Regions from separate parts of the Homo sapiens genome. Here region 1 is linked to region 2. Evidence: chromatin loops called from intact Hi-C (ENCODE). Cell type or tissue: IMR-90. All regions are shown on one strand. Each heading gives the region's core, and the rest is flanking DNA. Links, peaks and the distances in the headings are about the cores only. Region 1 overlaps ITCH (itchy E3 ubiquitin protein ligase). Region 2 overlaps ITCH (itchy E3 ubiquitin protein ligase).

Region 1 (8,337 bases), core at 151-8,150, 57 kb after region 2:
GAGACGGAGTCTCGCTCTGTCGCCCAGGCTGGAGTGCAGTGGCGCGATCTCGGCTCACTGCAACCTCCGCCTCCCGGGTTCACGCCATTCTCCTGCCTCAGCCTCCCGAGTAGCTGGGACTACAGGCGCCCGCTACCACGCCCGGCTAATTTTTTGTATTTTTAGTAGAGACGGGGTTTCATTGTGTTAGCCAGGATGGTCTCGATCTCCTGACCTCGTGATCCGCCCGCCTCGGCCTCCCAAAGTGCTGGGATTACAGGTGTGAGCCACCGCGCCCGGCCTATGTTTTTCTTTAGAGACAGCCTTTGAGTTGGTGATAAGCTTATGCACTGAAGATGCCTTGACCAGCAAAACCTGTGTCATGAGAGGCAGAGTCCCACTTTTCTGTATATTATGCACATTGGAATTCTATTTTCATTTTAAGCTAAGCTGACATAGAAAGTAGCTTTAAATGTCAGAAGCAGGTTTGTGATACTCACTAGTTACATCCATTTTAACCTCTGTTATCACTACTACTTGAAATCATGGAATTATATTGGAAATAAAATTAAATATTACCAAATACGAACTTGACAAGACTATAATTTGGCCTAAAACTGATCCAGATGATCTCAAGTGTTAATTTGAAAAATAGTTACCAATTTTTCTTTTTTCTTTTCCTGTTTTTTTTTTTTTTTTTTTTTTTTTTTTTGAGATGGAGTTTTGCTCTTGTCGCCCAGGCTGGAGTGCAATGGCATGATCTTGGCTCACTGCAACCTCTGCCTCCCGGGTTCAAGCGATTCTCCTGCCTCAGTCTCCCTAGTAGCTGGGATTACAGATGCCCACCACCATGCCCAGCTAATTTTTGTATTTTTAGTAGAGACGGGGTTTCGACCTGTTGGCCACGCTGGTCTCAAACTCGTGACCTCAGGCCATCCGCCTGCCTTATAACTCCCAGAGTCCTGGGATTACAGGCGTGAGCCACAGCGCAGGACCAATAGTTAACCAATTTTTCAAACCACAGGAAATAAAAATTAGCCATGTCAACATGGATTAAACTTAAATTTTTGTTTAAAATGCTGATTTTTAGAAACTAAGCTTTTTAAAAAGTTTCAGTTCATTCTATGATCTTTAATACATCAGTTCATTCTATGATCTTTAATACATCAGTTATTCATTTTGAGACATGTTGAACAAATAAATTAGGATACAGCAGGAATCCCATCTTTTGAAGAATTCATTGGTAATGGGACAGAGAAGTCAGTAATTCAAAAACAGCAGAACTGTTAAAATTTCAAGTCTACTTAATTTGTTTACTAAAAGAGAAAATGATATCCACATTTTTTTTTTTTTTTTGAGACGGAGTCTTGCTCTGTCGCCAGGCTGTAATCCATCTCGGCACACTGTAACCTCTGCGTCCCGGGTTCAAGCAGTTCTCCTGCCTCAGCCTCTCGAGTTGCTGGGACTACAGGTGCACACCGCCATGCCTGGCTAATTTTTTTTTTTTTTCTTTTTTGTATTTTAGTAGAGACGGGGTTTCACCATGTTGCCCAGGTTGGTCTTGAACTCCTGAGCTCAGGCAGTCCGCCCGCCTCTGCCTCCCAACGTGCTAGAATTACAGGCATGAGCTACTGCGCCCGGCCAATATCCACATCTTCTAAACCTTAATGGGGAGATTTCAGGAAAGCAGGTAAAATTTTGTAGACTGGGAACACGAAAACAGGGAGAATCCTAAAGCAAGAGGCAGTTGGGGAACAAGCAGCAGCTTTAGATGCAGTAATTAGAGAACTGAGTTCTGCTTCCTATCCCTTGTATAGAAAGTTACTGTAGATATTTAGGATTTTGGAACTGGGTATATTAAGGAACGAGATATGTTAAGTGTATTAAGAAAGGAAGTATTTTTTAGTTGAATAATGCCTAGCATATACCTTATATTATATTCCTTATTTTGTATATATATGTATGTATATATACACACTCTCAAATTACATTATATTCCTTATTTTATATATATTTTTATATATTGTGTGTGTGTGTGTGTGTGTGTGTGTATATATATATATATATATATATATATATATTTTTTTTTTTTTTTTTTTTTTTTTTTTGAGACAGGGCCTCACTTTGTCACCCAGGCTAGAGTGCAGTGGCATGATCTCAGCTCACTGCAGTCTTGACCTCCCAGGTTCAGGTGACCCTCCTGCCTTAGCCCCGGAAGTTGCTTCTCTGTCCCATTACCAATTAATTCTTCAAAAGATGGGACTCTTCTGGTATCCTAATTTTTTTATTTGTTCAACATGTCTCAAAATGAATAACTGATGTATTAAAGATCACAGAATGGATTCAAACTTTTTAAAAAGCTTAGTTTCTAAAAATCAAGTTGTACAAGTTGTGGGGCTAAGGCAGGAGGATCACCTGAACCTGGGAGGTCAAGGCTGTAGTGAGCTGAGATCACGCCACTGCACTCCAGCCAGGGTGACAAAGTGAGACCTTGTCTCCAAAAAAAAAAATATATATATATATATGTGTGTGTGTGTGTATTTATATATACAAATGTATATTTAATATATATCAAATATATATATTAGTGGGCTGCCAGCACGGCCCACTAATTTTTTTGTATTTTTTGTAGAGATGAGGGTTCACCATATGGCCCAGGCTGGTCTCAAACTCCTGAGCTCAAGCAATCTACTTGCCTTGGCCTCCCAAAGTGCTGGGATTACAGGCCTGAGCCACCCCGCCTGGCACCTTACTATATTTTAATGAATGAAATGATGTAGTATGGAAAAAAAAAAAATCCCTAAATGGAGACCTGAGTTTCCATCTCATCTCTGCTACTTAATTCTGAGGTTTCAGGTAGATTATTTAACCTATCTGAGTTTTCTTATCTTAAGGATAAAGATGAATTCACCTACCCTATGGGACTATTAAGAATAAAATGAAGGTCCTGTGTAAAAAACTAAATAACTGTTCATTATTCTTGCTGCTGTTGGTTGGATTGAGTAGAAAGGTCCTATGGTTAGGACATTATAAAGTACGTCTACTTAGCTTCTAAGATGTAATATTTCTATAACTTCAGTAAGGATGTGCATTTAATAGTCAATAAATTAAACCTTTTAAAGCTGTGATTTAAAAACTATAAAATAAACAATGAAATGAGAAATGGGCAAATTCAAATAATTTTATTTTACCTTGAGCAAGAAGACTATGCCAATGCTAATGCTTTGCTTTCCCCTGCCCCTGCCCTTCCCAAAGAGAAGAGAACAGACAGCAATGGCAGAGTATATTTCGTCAACCACAACACACGAATTACACAATGGGAAGACCCCAGAAGTCAAGGGTAAGAATAGTTACTTGTGTATATTTAATCTCTTAAAGATTATACCTTATTTCTAACAACTGAAGAAGATCAAAGTTCATATTCTTTTGCCAAAGACCTAAAACGTTAATCACCTACATACTTTGGAAAGAGAAAATTATACTATTATTTTCATCTAATGGAAAGTTTGAAGATTTCTTCAAAGTGCAGGAAAAAACTTTAACTGGGCATGGTGGCTCATGCCCATTATCCCAGCACTTTGGGAGGCCAAGGAGGGAGGATTGTTTGAGGCCAGGAAGACCTGCGTAATGCAGTGAGACCCTGTCTCTACAAAAAAAATCCCCAAAATTGGGTGTGTTGGCATGTATACCTGTAGTCCCAGCTACTCGGGAGACTGAGGTGGGAGGATCACCTGAGCCCAGGAAGTCGAGACTGCAGTGAACTATGATTGTGCCAGTACACTCCAACCTGGAGGACAGGTTGAGGGCTGTTTCAAAAAAAAAGAAAACAATAGAAAAGCAAAAAAAATTATCTGGCACATGAGAATATACTTATTAACATATATATTATTTTTAATTACTAAGAACAGATTAGTGATTCTAAATCAGGGTTTCTTAACCTGAGATCACTGGTTAAGAATCTAGGGTATGTGGTTTCAAGGAGGAAGAAAATACATACTCAGTTTCATTACTCTTTACTGGAAATTTAGTATCTTCTTCCATTATGAATGTAGGCTACTACCATGTAGGATTAAGAATGCCTAGGAGTTTGCCATCAGTAGAAGTCAAAGGGTGTTAAAAAATATTCTGTTGTTGTTGCAGATATCTCTAAATACTTGTTTACACACATAATTACAAGGACTTGCTAATTTATTAATAAAGAGATATATGTACATTATCACAAAGGTCTCCCTTTGTTGCCCAGGCTGTTCTCAAACTCCTGTCTTTAAGCGATCCTCCTGCCTTAGCCTCCTGAGTAGCTGGGATTACAGAAATAATGTTTTGACAATTATGTATATATAATGGTTTATCTTTGTAACATGTTATAATAGTATGCATATTAGTTTGCTAGGGCGCCTTAACAAAGTACCACAGAGGAGGTTGCTTAAACCATAGAAATGTATGTCTCAGGGTTCTGGAGGCTAGAAGCTTGAGATCACGATGTCAGCAGGGCCATGCTCACTCAGAAGATACTAGGAAGAGATCTGTTCCAGGTCTTTCTCCTGGCTTCTTGTAGCTCCTTGGCTTGTGGCAGCATGAATCCAGTCTTCACATGGCACTCTTCCTGTCTGTATGTCTATCTGTACCCAAATTTCCTGTTTATAAGGACGTCAGTCCTATAGGATTAGTGGCCCACAGTACTTCAGTATGACCTCATCTTGATACATCTGCAGTAACTCTGTTTCCAAATAAGGTCACATTCTGAGTTATTGAGGGCCAGGATATAAACGTGCATTTGGAGGGAGGACACAGTTCAACCCATAACAGTCTGTAATACTATGCATTTATCAGACTGCCAGAGGGTTCCATTCTGCAAGGAATTTGGCAGACTGTACAGTCGGAGGGCACAGTCCTCCACAAAACTGCTGCCCTCACTTCAGACATCAGCGACAATATTGGGGGTCCACAGGATGACTCCAGACCAACTGTCTACAAATTTGGGGGCCCCCACCACCACTCTTAGGTATGATAAGTTACTAGAAGTACTGAGAACTCATTGAAACCTCTTATAGTCACATTTATTCTAGAGAAAGAATGCAAAATAAAATCAGCAGAAGGAATAGGTGCACAGGGCAGAGTCTGGGAGGCTCTGAACATCCAGCATTATTGTGGGACAGTACACATTGAGGTCGAGTATCACCAACCAGGGAAGTCTCTGGTATCTAGGGTTTTTATTGGGGCTTGATCACGTACTGCCCTCTTGGCTGACCTTTTGTCTCCAGTCCTTACTGGAGATTTGAGCTAATGCCCTTTAGTCTCTAGTTCCTCCAGAGGTCGGAACTGATGCTCCATGTCCCACAGCCTTGACTGTCCAGTGATCAAAGCCTCCAGGCAAACAAAGATATTCCCAATACGCAGTGCATTCCAAGGGCCTAAACATCACTACCAAGTTGCTGAGGGCAAAGGCCAGACCTCTCTTTTGGTATAATTATAATTTGAGAACAGATATTCCATGGCTCAAAAGTTTTAAAAACTTTTGTTCTGAAGGTATGGTTTAGGTTGCACTGAGCTGAGATCATACCACTGCATTCCAGCTTGGGCGACAGAGTGTGACTCTGCCTCAAAAAACTAAAACTAAAAATAAATAAAAAAAGATATGCTTTCAACTTAAAATAGTTTTTTCTGCCTACCAACAAATGACCATTTTCTTTTTAAATGGAGTTACTGCATTTACTTAAATTTATTCAGTTTCCATAAAGGAAGAATGAAGAATTTCATAGATAACATTTTCTTCCTCTTTAGAATTTTCTAAGAATAGAATTGAAGAAGTCACCTTTCTATAATTTGCTGCCATTTTTTTGTTTCCTCTTAGATGTTTAAAGTTTTATAGCTAAAGTTAGAATTCTGCTTTAACAACACAGATGACCTAGTTCTATCTAATTTATTTTCAAGACAACAACTTGTTACTGAGCCTATCTTGCAAGTATAACAATTGAGAATCCTCTTTTTTACATTTTTGGTAGTCTGTTTTATCTGACATTTGTATTCAGTTAAGTGAATACAGGTTTGTTGTTGTTGTTGTTGTTGTTGTTTGAGACAAGGTCTCAGTCTGTCACCCAGGCTGGAGTGAAGTGACATGATCATGGCTTGCTGCAGCCTTGACCTCCTGGGCTCAAGCAATCCTCCTGCCTCAGCCTCCCAAGTAGCTTGGACTATAGGCATGGGCCACCACACCCAGCTTTTTTTTTTTTTTTTTTTTTGGGTAGAGACGGTGTCTCTATGTTGCCCAGGCTGGTGGGAAGTTGTTGCCAAACACACAAACTGAAATACTTGATTAAAAGATGTCCTGGCAGTATGTAGGAAATACTTTTGGAAGACCTAAAGAGAACGATCAATCTATAGTTGTAGTAGGAGTAATAACAATTACAACTTGGGCTCACTGTCACTTTTTACCTGTCTCATTTGTTCCTCATCTAGTCTCATAGACATTGTTGTCTCTGTTTTATGGACAAAGAACCTAAAGTTTAGAGAGATTAAGCAGCTTGTCTAGGGTCACAAGAGTTTTCAAGGTATAAAGATAGGTATTAAGGAGGTGGCATGGAATACTTCATAAATAACATATTAGGCCTTGTGTAGTGTCTCAACATCTGTAATCCCAGTGCTTTGAGAGGCCAAAATAGGAGGATCACTTCCGGTCAGGAGTTCAAGACCAGCCTGGGGAACATAGTGAGACCAGTCTCTACATAAAATTTTATAATTTAACCGGGTGTGGTGGTATACAACTGTAGTCCTAGCTACTAGGGAGGCTGAGGTGGGAGGATTGCTTGAACCCAGGAGTTTGAGGCTGCAGTGAACTATGATCATGCCACTGCACTCCACCCTGGGCAGCAGAGTGAGATTCTTTCTCTTAAAAGAATCTTTTTTTGAGTTGCCTTAGTAGAAAAACAGTAGATAGATAATATGGGACAAAAGGAAAGGCTTCATTTGGAGGTGTGGCAGATCATATCTTATTTAAGGAAGTGCTGAGTGGCCTACACTGTGAAATCATGGGATTCATGAAAGGGAGTTAGAGGTTTGGGTGCAAAGGGAACATTGAGGCCAGCGTATAGAGGCTGAGTGAATGCCATATGAAGAACTTTAGATCTTAATCATTGGTAATGGTGGAACAGTGATAGTACTTTACAGAGATAACTAATTTAAATAAGATCTCTGTTTTAGGATGATACTCTGTTAGCAGTATCAGTATAAGAGCAGGCCTAGAGTGAGATCAGATAAGGAAAACGAGTTAGGTGGCTGTTCAAAAAATGCAGAAGATGGCTGGGCGCAGTGGCTCACGCCTGTAATTCCAGCACCTTGGAAGGCTGAGGTGGGAGGATCACAAGGTCAGGAGTTCAAACCCAGCCTGGCCAACATGGTGAAACCCTGTCTCTACTAAAAATACAAAAATTAGCTGGGCGTGGGCGTGGTGGCAGGCGCCTGTAGTCCCAGCTGAGGCTGAGGCAGGAGAATCGCTTGAACCTGGGAGGTGGAGGTTGCAGTGAGCCAAGATATCGTGCCCCTGCACTCCAGCCTGGGCGACAGTGAGACTCCATCTATAAAAAAAAAAAAAAAAAAAAAAAAGCAGGAGAGAAACAAAGCCAGAGAAAGGATGGTGTTGGGGATTGGAAATAGAGATGAACGTGAAGATTTCTAAGGCAGAATGGTTAGAACTTGGTTAACAAAATGTTTAGGATGAGTCATTAGCTAATGGGGAACATAAGCCAAGTAGACGGCAGAAGACTTGAGTTGTGTTTGATGGACTTTGAGTTTAACCTGTTTGTAGGATGTCCACATAGAGATGTCTAGTATACAACTGAATTACTGAACTGAATGGTTTTCTAAAAGATTTCTGCTATGTTTATTGACATTTGTAGCTTCTGTACTTGGCAAACAAGCAACTCTTTAATATTTTTGTTTATGTTTTTTCCTGTGTTTCGTAGTCAATTAAATGAAAAGCCCTTACCTGAAGGTTGGGAAATGAGATTCACAGTGGATGGAATTCCATATTTTGTGGACCACAATAGAAGAACTACCACCTATATAGATCCCCGCACAGGAAAATCTGCCCTGTAAGTTTTCTAAACATTGTAGATTAAGAGTAAAATACTAGTCCTTCAGATTTTGATATAAAGATTTGTATTAGCAAGGAGTGGAAGTCTTAGTATTTCTTGAGTTAGCTTGACAATAGGTTTCTGTTCATTAAGTATTTTGCATTTCCATCTCCCTCTTGGATATTTTATCCTAGAGATTTTCATATTTGTTACCATTTGTTCACACAGCACTAAATGAAACTATTTAGAATTTATAGGTATTGTACTGCTTACCAATTAGTCTCTGATT
Region 2 (8,337 bases), core at 255-8,254:
CTCCCAAAGTACAGGGATTACAGGCGTGAGCCACCGCGTCCGGCCTGTAAGTCTTTATATGTGAACCATTTGTACTAGCTAGAATGAGTCACTGGATTTTCCTCAGATGTGTATGTATTTCTATCACACAATGAAAACCTCAGTCTCTCTCCCTTTAATTTGATAGCATTTATTGATTATAGAACAATTATCATCCCCTGTATTTTAGTTTCAACTATGCCTGGCTTATAGCTTCTTCTGGATTATGAATAGGTTAGGTCACAGATCATATCTTAGCATTATTATTTTCCTCAAAACCTAAAGGTGATTGAATATAAAAATAATACTGTCTTAAGGTAACCACATCATAGAATTTTTTCGGATTTCCTTCACTAACTCTGGTATCTTTCCTTAGCAGTATCTGTTTCTTAAAGAAAGATATTACTATTTCTTAGTTAAGGCCAGATTCCAGTTTTTTTTCCCCACCCCTCATCCTCAATCTAGCTTGAGTAGCTGACTTATATCAGACCAGAATTCTTATGACTTCTTTTTGGCAGCTTAAAGTTGAAAGCTTTTATTAGAACAGTCCTTTAAAACATTCTGTACTTTTTCAGATTACATAAGTAATATACATTTTATTTTTTACTGATTTAAAAAAATAGTAAATTATTCTCAGAGACAATGATTAATAGTTTTTTTCTTTGCATAAAGTGTCTTACTTGCTATCATCGTTATTGAATTTTTTTTTTTTTTTTACTGTGATGATAAACACTAATTGCACCTCAAAAAGTCGTAATCCATAGCCATCTCAGATTTTTTTCTTTTTGAGATGGGGTCTCACCCTGTCGTCCAGGCTGGTGTGCAGCAGCGTGATCATGGCTCACTGCAACCTTGATCTCCTGGGGTCAGGTGAGCCTCCCACCTCAGCCTCCTGAGTAGCTGGAACTACAAGTGTGCGCCACCACACCCGGCTAATTTTTGTATTTTTTATAGAGATGGCGTTTTGCTCTGTTGCCCAGGCTGGTCTCAAACTCCTGGGCTCAGGTGATCCACCCACCTCAGCCTCCTAAATTGCTTGTATTAGAGGTGTGAGCCACCTCACTCAGCCACATCTCAGATTTTTAAAATCTTGGGTCTAAAATATTCTTTTTCTTTTTTTTTTTGAGACAGTTTCCCTTTCGTTGCCCAGGCTGGAGTGCAATGGCGTGATCTCGGCTCACCGCAACCTCCGCTTCCCAGATTCAAGCAATTCTCCTGCCTCAGCCTCCCAGATAGCTGGGATTACAGGCACCCGCCACTATGCCTGGCTAATTTTTGTATTTTTAGTAAAAACGGGTTTTCACCATGTTGGTCAGGCTGGTCTTGAACTCCTGACCTCAGGTGATCCACCCGCCTCTGCCTCCCAAAGTGCTGGGATTACAGCGTGAGCCACCGCGCCTGGCCTTAAATATTCTCTTTTTTATAAATTTTTTTCTTTTTCTTTTTTTAATTCATTGCTTGCTAATTGGGTCTAAATATTCTGAGAATGCTCAAGTGTAGGGCAAAAAACAAACACACCATGAATAATGGATAATAGTTCAGCAAACATTATTAGATATGAAACAGAGAACATAAGATAAAAGACAGAAGTGCCAAGTTTAATAGAATCAAATGCCCTTCATAATTCATTGAGTTACTTCTTTAGTTTTGATGCTAGAATGCTTAGAACTAAGTATTTTGCACAAATCTCCTTAATGACATCGTGGGTTTTAATCTCTTAATGGGTCAGTTATAGTATTTGTTTTATTGTAAGCTGCCTCAATGCCTTTCTAGAATCAAGTAAGGAATAAATATGCAAGTGTAAAAAATGAATGTCAGGCTGGGCGTGGTGGCTCTCACCTGTAATCCCAGCACTTTGGGAGGCCGAGGTGGGCGGATCACTTGAGGTTGGGAGTTCGAGACCAGCCTGAGCAACATGGAGAAACTCTGTCTCTAGTAAAAATACAAAATTAGCCGGGCATGGTGGCACATGCCTGTAATTCCAGCTACTCGGGGGGCTGAGGCAGGAGAATTGCTTGAACCCGGGAGGCGGAGATGGCGGTGAGCTGAGATCGTGCCATTACACTCCAATCTGGGCAACAACAGTGAAACTGTCTCAAAAAAATAAATAAATAAAATAAAAATAAACAAATGTCACCATGTATTGTAATGGCAAGAAGGGATAACTGGTCAGGAAAAAGAGATCAGTATTTGACTAGAGTCACTGGGAAAGAAGGTGGTGTTTGGATTGCTGCTATTTATTTATTTATTTTAAGGGACAGGGTTGGCCGGGCATGGTGGCTCATGCCTGTAATCCCAGCACTTTGGGAGGCTGAGGCGGGCAGATCATCCGAGGTCAGGAGTTCAGGATAGCCTGGCCAACATGGTGAAACCCTGTTTCTACTAAAAAATACAAAAATTAGCCAGGTGTGGTCATACGTGCCTGTAATCCCAGCTACTCGGGAGGCTGAGGCAGGAGAATCACTTGAACCTGGGAGACAGAGGTTGCAGTAAGCCAAGATCGCACCCCTACACTCCAGTGGCACAGTCACGGTTCACTGCAGCCTTAACCTCCTGGGCTGAAGCAATCCTCTCTCCTCATCCTCTATAGTGGCTGGGACTACAGGCGTGTACCACCCACCACACTTGACTAATTAAAAAAAATTGTGTTTTTGTTTTTTTTTTAAGACGGAGTCTCGCTCTGTTGCCAGGCTGGAGTGTGGTGGCGTGATCTTGGCTCACTGCAACCTCTGACTCCCTGGTTCAAGCAATTTTTCTGCGTCAGCCTCCTGAGTAGCTGGGATTACAGACATGCGCCACCAAGCCCAGCTGATTTTTGTATTTTTAGTAGAGATGGAATTTTATCATGTTGGCCAAGATGGTCTTGATCTCCTGACCTTGTGATCTGCCCACCTCAGCCTCCCAAAGTGCTGGAATTATAGGCGTGAGCCACTGCGCCCGGCCAAAAATTTTTTTTTGTAGAAACAAGGTCTTGCTATGTTGCCCAGGATGGTCTTGAACTCCTGGCCTCAAGTGATGCTCCCAGCCTTTCCATAAGTGTTGGAATTATAGGCCTGAGCCACTTTCCCTGACCTAGGATTGCTGCTGTTTAAATGCAGAAAAGTAGAAAAGGACCCTTTGAGGAGACAGCATGAGCAAGACACATGAAAGAAGAGAGTACACAAAACTTGCCCTAATACCCATGAAAGCTCCTATAATAGGGGAGCCCTGAGAATGGGAATGGCTGTGTCTTTCAGGTGTGCCTTAAAAAAAATTTATTGCTAAGGGAGATGGAGATGGGAAGTAATCAGTGTTTGTATCAAAGGGTGGTTAGATTTGTGTTTTAGAAAGTTAGAAAGAGAAAAAAATTTTTCTTTTTTTTTTTTTTTTTTTGAGACAGTTTCGTTCTGTCGCCCAGGCTGGAGTGCAGTGGCGCGATCTCAGTTGACTGCAATCTCTGCCTACCATGCCCACCCCCTTACCTACTTATTTATTTATTTATTGAAACAGAGTCTCGCTCTGTCACCCAGGCTGGAGTGCAGTGACTTGATCTTGGCTCACTGCAACCTCCGCCTCCCAGGTTCAAGCAATTCTCATGCCTCAGCCTCCCCAGTAGCTGGTATTGCAGGCATGCACCACTGTGCCTGGCTCACTTTTTGTATTTTTAGTAGAGATGAGGCTTTACCATGTTGTCCAGGCTGGTCTCAAAATCCTGACCTCAAGTGATTCACCCACCTCGGCCTCCCAAAGTTCTCGAATTACAGGCGTGAGCCATTGTTCCCAGCCAATTTTTAAATTTTTTATAAAGACACATTCTCATTGTGTTGCCCAGGCTGGTCTTGGATGTTTTGAATCAGCTCTTCGTTTCTTCTTATCATTTAGCCAGGGTCTTTACCTTGGATGTAAGTCTGTTTTCTTATGTCCTTCCCTGTCTTTATTTACCTGTTTCCCATTTAATTATGCCTATATATAACCTCAGCTATTATACTGAACTCATCTGTGTCTTCTTTTTTTCTTTTTTTTGACCGGGAAATTTTTTTTTAAATTACAAGCTCAACCCATTTGTTCTGTTTCAAAGGTGCAGTACTTTTCTTCATTTATTAGTGAAAGAAGTTAAGAAATTAACTTTCCAAAAAAATCAGCAAATGGCAAGCAAATGTCCTTGAAAGTCACAGTCACATATAGTGTCTCCTAGAAAAGAGGAGGGGTAAGACAGCTTCCACCTACTTTCACAAGTTTCATCAAATACTGGATCTACTCAAGGGTGGAGTAAAAAGGCAACTAACTTTCTAAAAGGAGTATGTTATTAAATGAGGCATTTACTATACTCCTTCCTAAAAGCCCCAGATGGGGAACATGTTTTCTCAACTAGACCTAGGAAGTAGACTGTGGAATCAATCGGTCCTCCTCACCTTAAGGGCCATCCACTGGTTAATGAATTAAAAAAAAAAAAAAGACTGAAAAACAAACCTCCCCCCTAAAAAAGAGGAGGGGGAAAAAAAACCACTAAGATGTCCCAGAGTGGAATCAGGGAGCAGCTTCAACAATTCCAATTAGTCTGTTACAGAGTCATCCACAAGCATGCCTTGCTTTAAAAATACATATATATATCTTGAAATAACAAAACTGAAACTAGTACTAATCACTTTTCTGACAATATACAATTACTCAAAATTAACTAGTACTGGGCTAGGGATACGGGGGGGCGGCGCATAGCTATGGGCCTTGTCTCACATGAGTACATGTGGGTAGGTGCAGTGCGTTTGTCATTATGGCAAAAACGAATTTTAATTTTTAAGCTTTAGTTTGACTTAAACATTGCTTTTAGTATGATGCCAACACCAGCTATGCAGAAAGGGCTCTGGAGAGATGTTCCTAGCAGCACACATATGCAGCTCTTCTTCGGTTCTGGAGGTTCCAGGGCAGCCAATATTGCTTCGTCAAATACATTCTTTAGGCCTTTCTTTGTGAGTGCAGAACACTCCACGTACTTGACAGTCTTCAGGTCATGGGCCAGCTTATTCAGCAGTCTCTGGAGTGATAGGCTTCTGTTTGTTCTTGGCAAGTTTCTCAATAGTAGAGGGGTCATCTTTGAGATCAATTTGGGTCCCAACAAGCAACAAAGGAGTCTTTGGACAGTGGCACCCACTTTTCTTTCACATTTTCAAATGAAAATGGAGAGATGGAGAGACCACTGAAAAATAGACTAGAAATACATCTGTTTGTGGATAACTCAGCAGTCATAATCCCTCATAATCCTCTTGCTCTGCAGTATCAAAAAGTCCAAGAGTATATGGTTCTCTACCAGTCATAATTGTTATTGCATAGTTGTCAAAAACAGTTGGTACATATTCTGATGGAAATTTGTTGTGTTGTTTTACCAACAGCACCATCACCCACAACAACACACTTAATTGTCTGCATTGCTGAAATAGTTTTGTATCCACTTTAAATATTTCAAATCTCATGTTGACCTCAGCTTCTCCACCGGGTTGTTGGCTCATCTGTGTTTTTTATTTGATGTTTGTTGTATGCTAGCATTGGGCAAAATAAGGAAACTTTGGTATTTGCCAGAAATTTCTTATATTCTCGTCTTTACTCCAAATTAAGAAAGAGATGTCATCTTGATTTTAGTTATTATTAATCGTAATTAAATATTACTGCATTTCCCAAATTTATTACAGTGCAATATATTTAGCTCTGATTGTTCAGGGACCAAAAAGATCCCTTATACTTATGTTTTTTTTTTATTCCTTTAACAGTCCAGCAAACTAAGAATTTTATACTTGTGATTTAGAGTTTAGTTCTCCACAGGCAGGGCAGAGTTCTTCCAAAGAGGTAGCTGTTGCTCAACTGGATTGATCTCTTACCTGGTTCATTATTCTGCTTATTTATTTAGTTTTGGCACTGTTTTTTGTTGTACCTTGTTCTCTGTAGCTTATCCAAAGTAGGTTGGATAAGCTACGGATCCATTCTTTTTTTGTATGTGTATTGTAAAATGTTTATGTTGTATCAGAGAGATACACTGAAGAACTGAAATCAGTTCAAAGCACTGACCTTCAGAACAGAAGGATCAGAGGAACATTAGTTTAAGCCATGAAAACTATTTGCATTAGTATGTGGGTATGTGTGAGAGAGAGAGAGCACATGCATGGGAGAGTGAGATAGCCAGCAAGTGATTATAATAAAGCAGAGAGACAGAGACTAGAAAGCAGGGAAACTTTTGTTTTCTACCATGACTAATAACAATTTGGTTCAACATGTATATTAAATACCTCTCAGATTAAATCCCAGAGTGCTCCAGAAATTGTAAAGATTGGCTATATCTGTGCAATCAAGAGGCTCACGGGGTGAGTTAAATGAGTAAAAACTAGTAAGACAAAATGAAAAGCTGACGGAGCCATACGTAAATATGGAAATACTCTGGAAGCATGGAGGTGGAAATAATTTAACTTCTTAGGATTAAAGAAGCCTTTAATCAAAGAGAAGGGGGATGTTTATCTCTCAGGAAATATAATTTTAATGGGTATAAAAGAAAAAAGGATCATTCTCAGTAGAGGGAGCAGCATGTTTAGAGGAATGAAAGTACATGGCCCATGTGAGGAACAGCAAATAACTAAGGGTGGCTAGAATATAGAACTTTGGTAAGATTTGTTTTAGTAGGAGGCTGGAAGGGTAAGTTATAGCTGCATACTAAGCAAGGTAAAATGCCCCATAAGAGTTTAAACTTCATTTTTCAGGCAATAAAGAATCATTTAAGTAATGACATTAATGACATGATCACATCTATTCTAGGAAAATAATTCTGGTGGCTGTGAGGGGTTGGATTGGAGAAGTGAGAGTAAAAACAGTTGTTTAGAGGCCTCTCATAGTAGCCCAGGTGTCAGATGAGACTGACATTTTTCTGGTCCTTTTTCTTCCGGTTTATAATGTATAGTTTTTTATTTTTTTGTTTAATTTACTGTGGGACTTTAGTTTTCAGAAAGTAGTACATTGATTTATTTTATATTTGTAATATTATGACTATAACACAAGGTTTTGTTCAATCTAGACTTTGAGATTTGAATACTGAAATAATTTCTCCTGTCCAGGTTTTGCAGTGTGACCCTTGGGCAAATTTTTAAATTTCACAGAGCTTCTGTCTTTTTTTTTTTTTTTTTTTTTGAGATGGAGTTTCACCCTTGTCACCCAGGCTGGAGTGCAATGGCATGATCTCAGCTCACTACAACCTCTGCCTCCCGGGTTGCAGTGATTCTCCTGCCTCAGCCTCCTGAGTAGCTGGGATTACAGGCGCCTGCCACCATGTCTGGCTAATTTTTGTATTTTTAGTAGAGACAGGGTTTCACCATGTTTGTCAAGCTGGCTCCTGACCCCCGTTGATCCTTTTGACTGAGACTTCCAAAGTGCTGGGATTACAGGTGTGAGCCACCACGTTCGGCCGCTTCTCTTTTTATGTGTAAAAATTAGGACAGTAATACCTGTTTCGCAGAATAGGTATTGATATTGAAATGACATTTACGTGCAGGCACATGGTAAATACTAAAATTGGTGCTCCTCCACCCCCATGTAAAGTTTGTTAGGCCAGGCCTGGTGGCTCATGCCTGTAATTCCACCACTTTGGTAGGCCTAGGTAAGTGGATCTCTTGAGCCCAGGAGTACAAGACCAACTTGGGCAACATGTCAAAAGCTTGTCTCTACCAGAAAAAAAATACAAAAATTTCCTGGATGTGGTGGCACGCACCTGTAGTCCCAGCCACTTGGGAGGCTGAGATGGGAGGATGGCTTGAGCCCAGGAGGTAGAGGTGGTTGCAGTGACCTGAGATTGTGCCACTATTCTCCAGCCTGGGTGACAGAACCAGACCCTGTCTCAAAAAAAAAAAAAAAAAAAAAAAGGTTTCAGTGGGGTTTGGTAGGATTATGTAGCAAAATTGCTTTCACAAATTTGAATCCAGCTGGGCACAGTGGCTCACGCCTGTAATTCCAACACTTTGAGGGGCCGAGGCAAGTGGATCACCTGAGGTCAGGAGTTTGACACCAGCCTGACCAACATGGTGAAACCCCGTTTCTACTAAAAATACAAACATTAGCTGGGTGTGGCGGCGCGTGCCTATAACCCCAGCTGCTTGGGAGGCTGAGGCAGGAGAATCGCTTGAACCCGGCAGGCGGAGGTTGCAATGAGCTAAGATTGTGCCATTGCACTCTAGCCTGGGCAACAAGAGCGAAACTCCTATCTCAAAAAAAAAAAAAAGTTTGAATCCTAGAAAGCCCCAACAGGGGCAGATCATTTCCTTCCTGTCAGCCTTGCGTTGCTCTTTGTTCTAGGTTTAATCAGTTTCAGAG

The links. Peaks named below come from ENCODE experiments on the same cell type or tissue, not always from the same donor. Only the 100,000 strongest peaks of a DNase experiment are listed, where the experiment ranks them.
Region 1: a loop joins it to region 2, with 1.8 times the contacts of the local background. A loop is called at or near these places in 3 of 110 quality-filtered maps.

What each region holds. Positions count from the first base shown.
Region 1 is chr20:34,454,156-34,462,492 of GRCh38, forward strand. It overlaps ITCH (itchy E3 ubiquitin protein ligase), which reads left to right. Exons shown (of 25, transcript NM_031483.7): 13 at 3,235-3,319; 14 at 7,938-8,066. Among named protein-coding and RNA genes, the nearest start is that of MIR644A, 8.0 kb to the right of the region's middle. In IMR-90, for the core only: no CTCF peak of the experiment used is centred there; a DNase peak (open chromatin) is centred at 4,666; H3K27ac peaks cover 1,518 bases.
Region 2 is chr20:34,397,276-34,405,612 of GRCh38, forward strand. The region is part of intron 3 of ITCH (itchy E3 ubiquitin protein ligase); the gene reads left to right. It also overlaps the pseudogene CDC42P1. Among named protein-coding and RNA genes, the nearest start is that of ITCH, 38 kb to the left of the region's middle. In IMR-90, for the core only: no CTCF peak of the experiment used is centred there; a DNase peak (open chromatin) is centred at 3,716.